Linked DNA regions of Homo sapiens: region 1 is linked to region 2. A link is a contact called in ENCODE Hi-C or POLR2A ChIA-PET data. All regions are on one chromosome and are shown on one strand. Each heading gives the region's core, a stretch centred on a gene start or an enhancer-like site at or near the end of the contact. The rest is flanking DNA. Distances are from core to core; before and after follow the strand shown.

Region 1 (3,100 bases), core at 397-2,896, 240 kb before region 2:
GCAGGCAGAAGTTGGACTTGACTTGCTGAGTCTTCATCTTTCTCCTGTGCTGGATGCTTCCTGCGCTTGAACATCAGACTCCAAATTCCTTAGCTTTTAGACTCTTGACTTACACCAGTGATTTGCCAGGGGCTCTTGGGCCTTTGGACACAGACTGAAAGCTGCACTGTTGGTTTCCCTACTTTTGAGGTCTTGGGACTTGGACTGGCTTCCTTGCTCCTCAGCTTGCAGAGAGCCTATTGTGGGACCTCACCTTGTGATCGTGTGAGTCAATACTACTTAATAAATTTCCCTTCATATATTCATCTATCCTGTTAGTTCTACCCCTCTAGAGAACCCTAACACAAGATGAGAACAAATTAAGTCAGTCAAAATCCCCCAAATAAGAAGTTAACCAAACTAAAATCAAAATCATAAACCAACATCATAAGTTGGAACAAGTGTCAACCAAGGAAAGAAAAGGAATACAGGTCCAGTAATCAACCTGAAGTTATACATCTAAAAAGTGGTGTGGCCAGATTAAGCCCCTAATCTAGGTGGCTCAAAGCTTATGTTCTTTTCCATGTCTTACCTCTCTAGGTGTAGTCACAGAGAGTCTATGCGCCTTAAATCGCTAAGAAACTAGGCATGTTTGCAAATGCCTTAACATTTTCCCCGGAAGGTGAAACCTAAAAAAGTGGTTAGCAAACGTATCTCAGAATTTGTTTCTGCAGTACATGTCTCTTTCAGTTTCTACAATGTGGTGAGGAAATTAAACATCTCTCTGGCTCTCCTTTACCACATGAACACCCATGTGTATGTGGATGCATGCACACACACACACACGTGTATGCATGTGCAAACACATACAATTTAACCATCTTCACTTCAGATGGTCTGACCTTCAAGTCAGGTTACCCATAATCAGAAACTGGAATATATAAAAAGGACATATGAAAAAGAATTTAAATTGAATTGAATATTAAAAGTTACAGAACTCACATATTCTCTGTTCAAGCAAATCCTGCTGCCCTTAACTGTGCAAACACATTTGTCTATAATATGTAAAATCATTACATTTGGAGATAAAGTTAAAACCAACATGTTGATCCAAACTAGTGGGAAACAAACTGAAATGCTTACAGCAGTCAAAATTGGAAAAAGTAAATCACAGAGTTACTCAGTACACTGCATAGCTGTTAATTTAGCTTTGGAAAACTCTCTCTTAAAGGAGAACTTCTAAATTGAAGCACAAGATGGCTTGAATAGAGGCAGTGGTTTGTAAGGGAGGAGGAGATTCCACAGAGTACTGAGACCACACATTAGACACCAAGGCTTCTCAAGCACCTCTTCACCTAACCCACTGTATTCTCATGGCAAAACACCTCATGATGCTCTAGGGCATGGAAACCATAATCTATATAATGCATACATCATTATATTCTTTAGGTGGCAATGGATCTAAATGAAAAATATACATAAATGTACTGTCTTAAAGCCAGTTGAAATTATTAGGCATATAAGATTGGAAAACAGGATGCCTGACTTTTACTCAGAGTTTTTCCAGTGACTCACCGTGTAATTCTGAGGACATAACCCTTTGATCCTTAGCCTACAACCCAGAGAATTTTAAATTGTGCTCCTCCAAACCCCCACCTTTGGAGGCACCCTCTCCAGCTTCTTTTGCCCTCAGATGAAAGGATCTGTAGACATGGAAAATGGTTGTTTGGTGATTTCCCGTAACTTCCTTTCTAGTATTTCAGTCATTCTCCTTTTACATCTGAGGGACACTGCAGAGAAATCACTGCTTTGCATAATCAAAGCCACAGGCTTAAAATTTCACTACTGGAGGGGGCAGGCTGAGAAGGAACAAGTCCGGCTTTAACACCACAAATATCTCCAATTACCAAATGTGGGCAGAAAAATGACAAAAAATCAAGGACAGATAGAAAGGTCCTTGGTATTCTTCAAAGCTTCCCTTTGGGATGAAAGTTCCTTGAGGCTTCCAAGGCAGAAAGCCTGGGCAGTCTGCACACCTGGGGTGCATTAGTGAGCCCTGGACTCGAGGTGAAACAGGCTGAATTTCATCTAGATGCTTCCCACAATCCGCTCTCATAAAACTCAGAGTAATTTACCAGCTTAGGAACATGGCAAGGTATTCATGGAGCACTAAATCTGGGGATTACCTTCCAGAGTCACTGGATAAATCCCACTGCTCATCTTTGTAAATACACCTTCATCTTGATTACCTTTATCTCAAGGGGAGTTTCATTTTGTTTGCTGTGGCACACGGTCAAGACTAAAACCCACCTTCAAATCAAATCATTCTCACACCTCTCCTGAGAAGTCTTTCAAAGAGCATCCAAACATTGATGTAACTAATGGGTGAGTTTTAGCATTAGGCTATGTGCCCTTCTAAATACAAAACACCAATGCCTCTGCTGTTGCTTCCCTTCCCTCACCTGCTATGTGGAGGTGATGATAACTTGTCTTGCCAGTTCCCCCAATCTGTATGAAAAGGAAGTCTCACTGTAGTTACCTGGCAGGCTCTAACCTTGCCACAGCAGCCAGTATGGTTGTTCCTGCCCAGAAAAGCCCTTGGTCTCACATTTCCCTAACTCTGTCCTGTACATCTTGAAGTATAACTCAGCACAGAGCTCACCCAGTCACCCTAATCAGTGCATTCTATACATCTGCTCGCCGTCTTTCTCCATTCCCAGCTACTTAGAGAAGCAGATCATAAGGCAGTAGTTTTGCATTCTGGCTCTGCAATTTGCTACCTGTGAGACCTTGGCAAAGTTACTTAGCCTCTTTTTGCCTGGGTTTCCATATTTGTAAAGTGGCGATAATGACGACAGCTGCTCATAAAGTTGTAAGTATTAAATATATAACCTTATCGTGCCTGAAATGTAGTAAAGCACTCAACAGCATGACGATAATCATGATGATACTTTTTCATTATCAAAGTCAACTACTTTTCTTAAAAAGAGTACTCCTCTACCCCGGCCCTCTCTAACATTTACAATCCCCTCATCTAACAGTGGGCAGAGTGGCCTCCTACTCCCAAACCACAACTAGCTAGAACAAACTGAGCCATTAGTAAGCAGGCTGTAGGATAAAC
Region 2 (3,438 bases), core at 864-3,363:
TATTTTCAAATTCCCCGAAAGGTATCCCTCATTTCAAAACAGAATATATCACTAAGAGCTGAGAGTTCCAAAACTCTATTTTGGGATTTTCAAATCCCAAATTCACTCCACATCTCAAGATTACAGTTCTTAAAAGGAACCCAAACAGCCCTTCCTCTAAGATGCCTATTTGAGAAGACAGTTATCTTTCCACAATCCTGAACTGGAGTGACTTTTGAACACCCCTTTTGATAAAGTCTAGTTACAACCACTTTTAACCTTTTAAGGGTTATGAAACTCACTGAGAAATTTGTGCAGACTATGGACTTTCTTCCCAGAATAATTCTAAGTACATACACATAAAATTTTATATAATTTTAGACATTCCATACACTTACTGAAACCCAATCATGGACCTCAATTTAAAACTCTTGGTCTGGGCTGGGCATGGTAGCTCATGCCTGTAATCCCAGCACTTTGGGAGGCTGAGGCGGGTGGATCAACTGAGGTCAGGAGTTCGAAACCAGCCTGGCCAACATGACGAAACCCCATCTCTACTAAAAATACAAAAATTAGCTGGGCGTGGTGGCGTGTGCCTGTAATCCCAGCTACTCGGGAGGCTGAGGCACGAGAATCGCTTGAACCCGGGAGGAGAGATTGCGCCACTGCACTCCAGTCTGGGCGACAAAGCAACACTTCGTCACAAAAAACAAACAAACAAAAAACAACTCTTGGTCTGTTTTCTCACCAATCACATACCCATAAATATCATGAGAACTTGGTATTGTGTGAAAATAATAAAGTGAAGCTTTCTGAAGAAAAATCAATTCAAAGATTTTTGACAATTAATGTCCCAAGATGAAAGGGGTACTTGGCAATTTGGGGTATCACTAAGCTGGCTGTACTCTAAAAGATCTCACCAAATGGCACTAGAGAAGCCAATTAGAAGTTAACATGGTCTTAGGCTGTACACAAACCACATTAATCTCTCAGACTTCCACTGCTAACTAACACCTTCTTGCTTTAGATATTTTAATACCATTTAATCAGTGGAAAATTTTGACATTATAGTATAGCCAGATTTTCCTTACTCTTCCTGATTCTTATCTAGAAGACAGTTTAGTTACTCATTGTAGCCAAAGGAGGTCTTGCCTTTCCCTTGGCTACAGGGAGTACAACTAAAACAAATATTTTAATACAGTAATATATTCAAGGTAGGTATGATTCTTACTTTCTTTTTGGTGAAAGGGCTCTCTGGCTTATCCAACAATCACAATGATTCAAATTCATCTTCATGACCCACTCTCAATCCAGCAGATTTCAAAAAATGTCTGTGGGGTATCTAATAACTGTAAGGTCCATAAGGGCAGGGTCCAGGTCAGCTTTGGACACTATAGTATTTCCAGTGGTTAGCTTGCCTGGCACACAGTAAGTGCTCAAAAAATACAACTTTAATATGCTGGCGAAACTCTTGCAGCAACTACTAGTTCAACCACTAGGTATGTGAGCTTGGCAAGTTACTAAGTATCTCTGATATAGTTTATTTACCTAGAAAAGTGAATAATAAAATTCATACAATTAGTACTAAGATTAAATAAGATCAAGTACATAAACACACTACGGTAGTATCAAAAACACTATGTTACTCTTTAATGTAAACCTGTATTTTTAAGGCCTATTAAAATATAGCTGAATTTTAAAATATGACATTATAGTCATATTGATATGGTTCAAATTAACTTTACAACCACGTTTTTATGAAACAACAAAGGGCCAAAAAAGCTAGGAGCAAAAATATTAAAATACAGAGACAAAGACAGCTAAAACAAACAAACAAAACCCTCATAAATAAGGCAATGTTTTGAAAGAAAATAACTTCCTTATATATTTGTGGCTTAAAACAACTAATACTTTCCAAGTGACAAAGCTGGCACAAACATAGCAACAGGGAGATTTAGTTTTCCTAAAATTATTCTCCAGCTCTGTCAAAAAAAAAAAAAAAAAAAAATCTTTACTTCTTAGAGGCACGTACTCTAAGATGAAATTGTCTTGGTGGTACAAAAGAGCCCATTAAAATGTGCTTTAGTTTTCTTCCCACTCCATGCCCCCACTCCCCCTGGCTGTACTGTTTTCTTTAAAAACTAAGTCCTACAGCGCCATCTACTGTGTCTGTTCAGATCACATCATTTTTGCTGGTTTTATCCCAGAGTGCTGAAGAAATGAGAAATGTAGCAAATTCAGAATCCGTCACTTTATACAATATACTTAGATGTAAATACCTACACTATCTATATCTATACCTATATCTATATCTATATCTCCACCCACATGCTAGTATCTGAGCAACAATTTTACCCGCTTTCTTTCCACTTTCTTCTTAAGTAGGCCCTAACTCATTATAACCCACGTGTCACAATAGGAACCAAAATGTTTACCTCTATACATTAGAGGGGAGAAGTACAGTCATAATAATAACAAACTTTTATTGAGGGCTTACCATATGTCAAATAGTGTTCTGAGTACTTAATCAATATGCCACCATGCAAATAAAAGCAAGCATCTTGAGGAAAAGAGCTATGATTCACTGTTCTTTTAAAATAAATGAATGTCAACTCCAGAGCCAACCGTTAAAAATAACTTAATTAAATAAATGGATGGATGGATGGAGGGATGGGTGGAATAATAGATAGATGGATGGATATAGATGGCCAGCCCACAGCTCCTGTGATAGTGCCTATCGTATTTTTTATCCCACAGGGTCTTTTTCTTTACAAAAATGTAGGCTTTAGTCAGAAAAATTCAACACATTAGGGAAATCTCCAGTTAATTCAAAACCTCCTTCTTCCTCCCTAAGTGTATATTTAGGGAGCATAAAGAAAACATTTTAAAAAGGTCACTTATAAACATGGTTTGTCTCCAATATAATAAAATGTGTATTAGTACAAGCCCTGTAACTTACATATCTAAATAAGTGATGTTTGTGAAATCTATCAACCAAGAACTTAATCTAACACTATTAGTACACAAACATTTTTGCAATTTCTCATTGGTAATGTCCTTTAGAATCACTTTTGAAAGCAATAAAAGAAAATAAGTTTTACTACTTTATATTTCATTTAATATATTTAATATATTTAAATCTATTACTTAGTTTGACCACCCATCTTATTTATCACACTTGGCTTTAAGTGACAGTTGACTGTTTCAAAATTCAAAACAGCCTGCAAAATAAAGACCTGCCACCACAGAAAACTGACAAAAGAACGTACCAAGAAAGGAGCATGCATAAAATGGGTATATAATCTTCTATGACCATTTCGAGAGAAACAACACCTATTTAGATATACTACTGCTGACATTTAAAAAGAAATTCAGACATCATATTTTTAAGTCACTGAACTTTATAATTGCAACTATTCCCATAATAGTTTTCATTTGCTATATGTATAAATGTTCTTT

The links. A loop is a pair of places that touch in the nucleus more often than their neighbours do. ChIA-PET counts read pairs that join two places held with the same protein, here RNA polymerase II (POLR2A). Pooled maps may share reads with other maps.
Region 1: a loop to region 2 is called in a pooled map, with 6 times the contacts of the local background. The contact joins two enhancer-like sites. A Hi-C loop is called at or near these places in 2 of 168 maps with a recorded cell type or tissue (Calu3 and sigmoid colon), 2 of 37 single-sample maps with no recorded cell type and 8 of 50 pooled maps. POLR2A ChIA-PET finds 5 or more read pairs at or near these places in 7 of 52 experiments (A549, GM12878, H1 and 4 more).

Annotation. Positions count from the first base shown.
Region 1 is chr14:68,180,302-68,183,401 of GRCh38, reverse strand. All of the region lies in intron 7 of RAD51B (RAD51 paralog B), which reads right to left. Among named protein-coding and RNA genes, the nearest start is that of RAD51B, 360 kb to the right of the region's middle. Within about 2 kb of position 1,646, at least 4 of the 41 ENCODE cell types and tissues checked have a DNase peak (open chromatin) inside an H3K27ac peak, as active enhancers do.
Region 2 is chr14:67,942,751-67,946,188 of GRCh38, reverse strand. The region is part of intron 7 of RAD51B (RAD51 paralog B); the gene reads right to left. Among named protein-coding and RNA genes, the nearest start is that of RAD51B, 120 kb to the right of the region's middle. Within about 2 kb of position 2,113, at least 5 of the 41 ENCODE cell types and tissues checked have a DNase peak (open chromatin) inside an H3K27ac peak, as active enhancers do.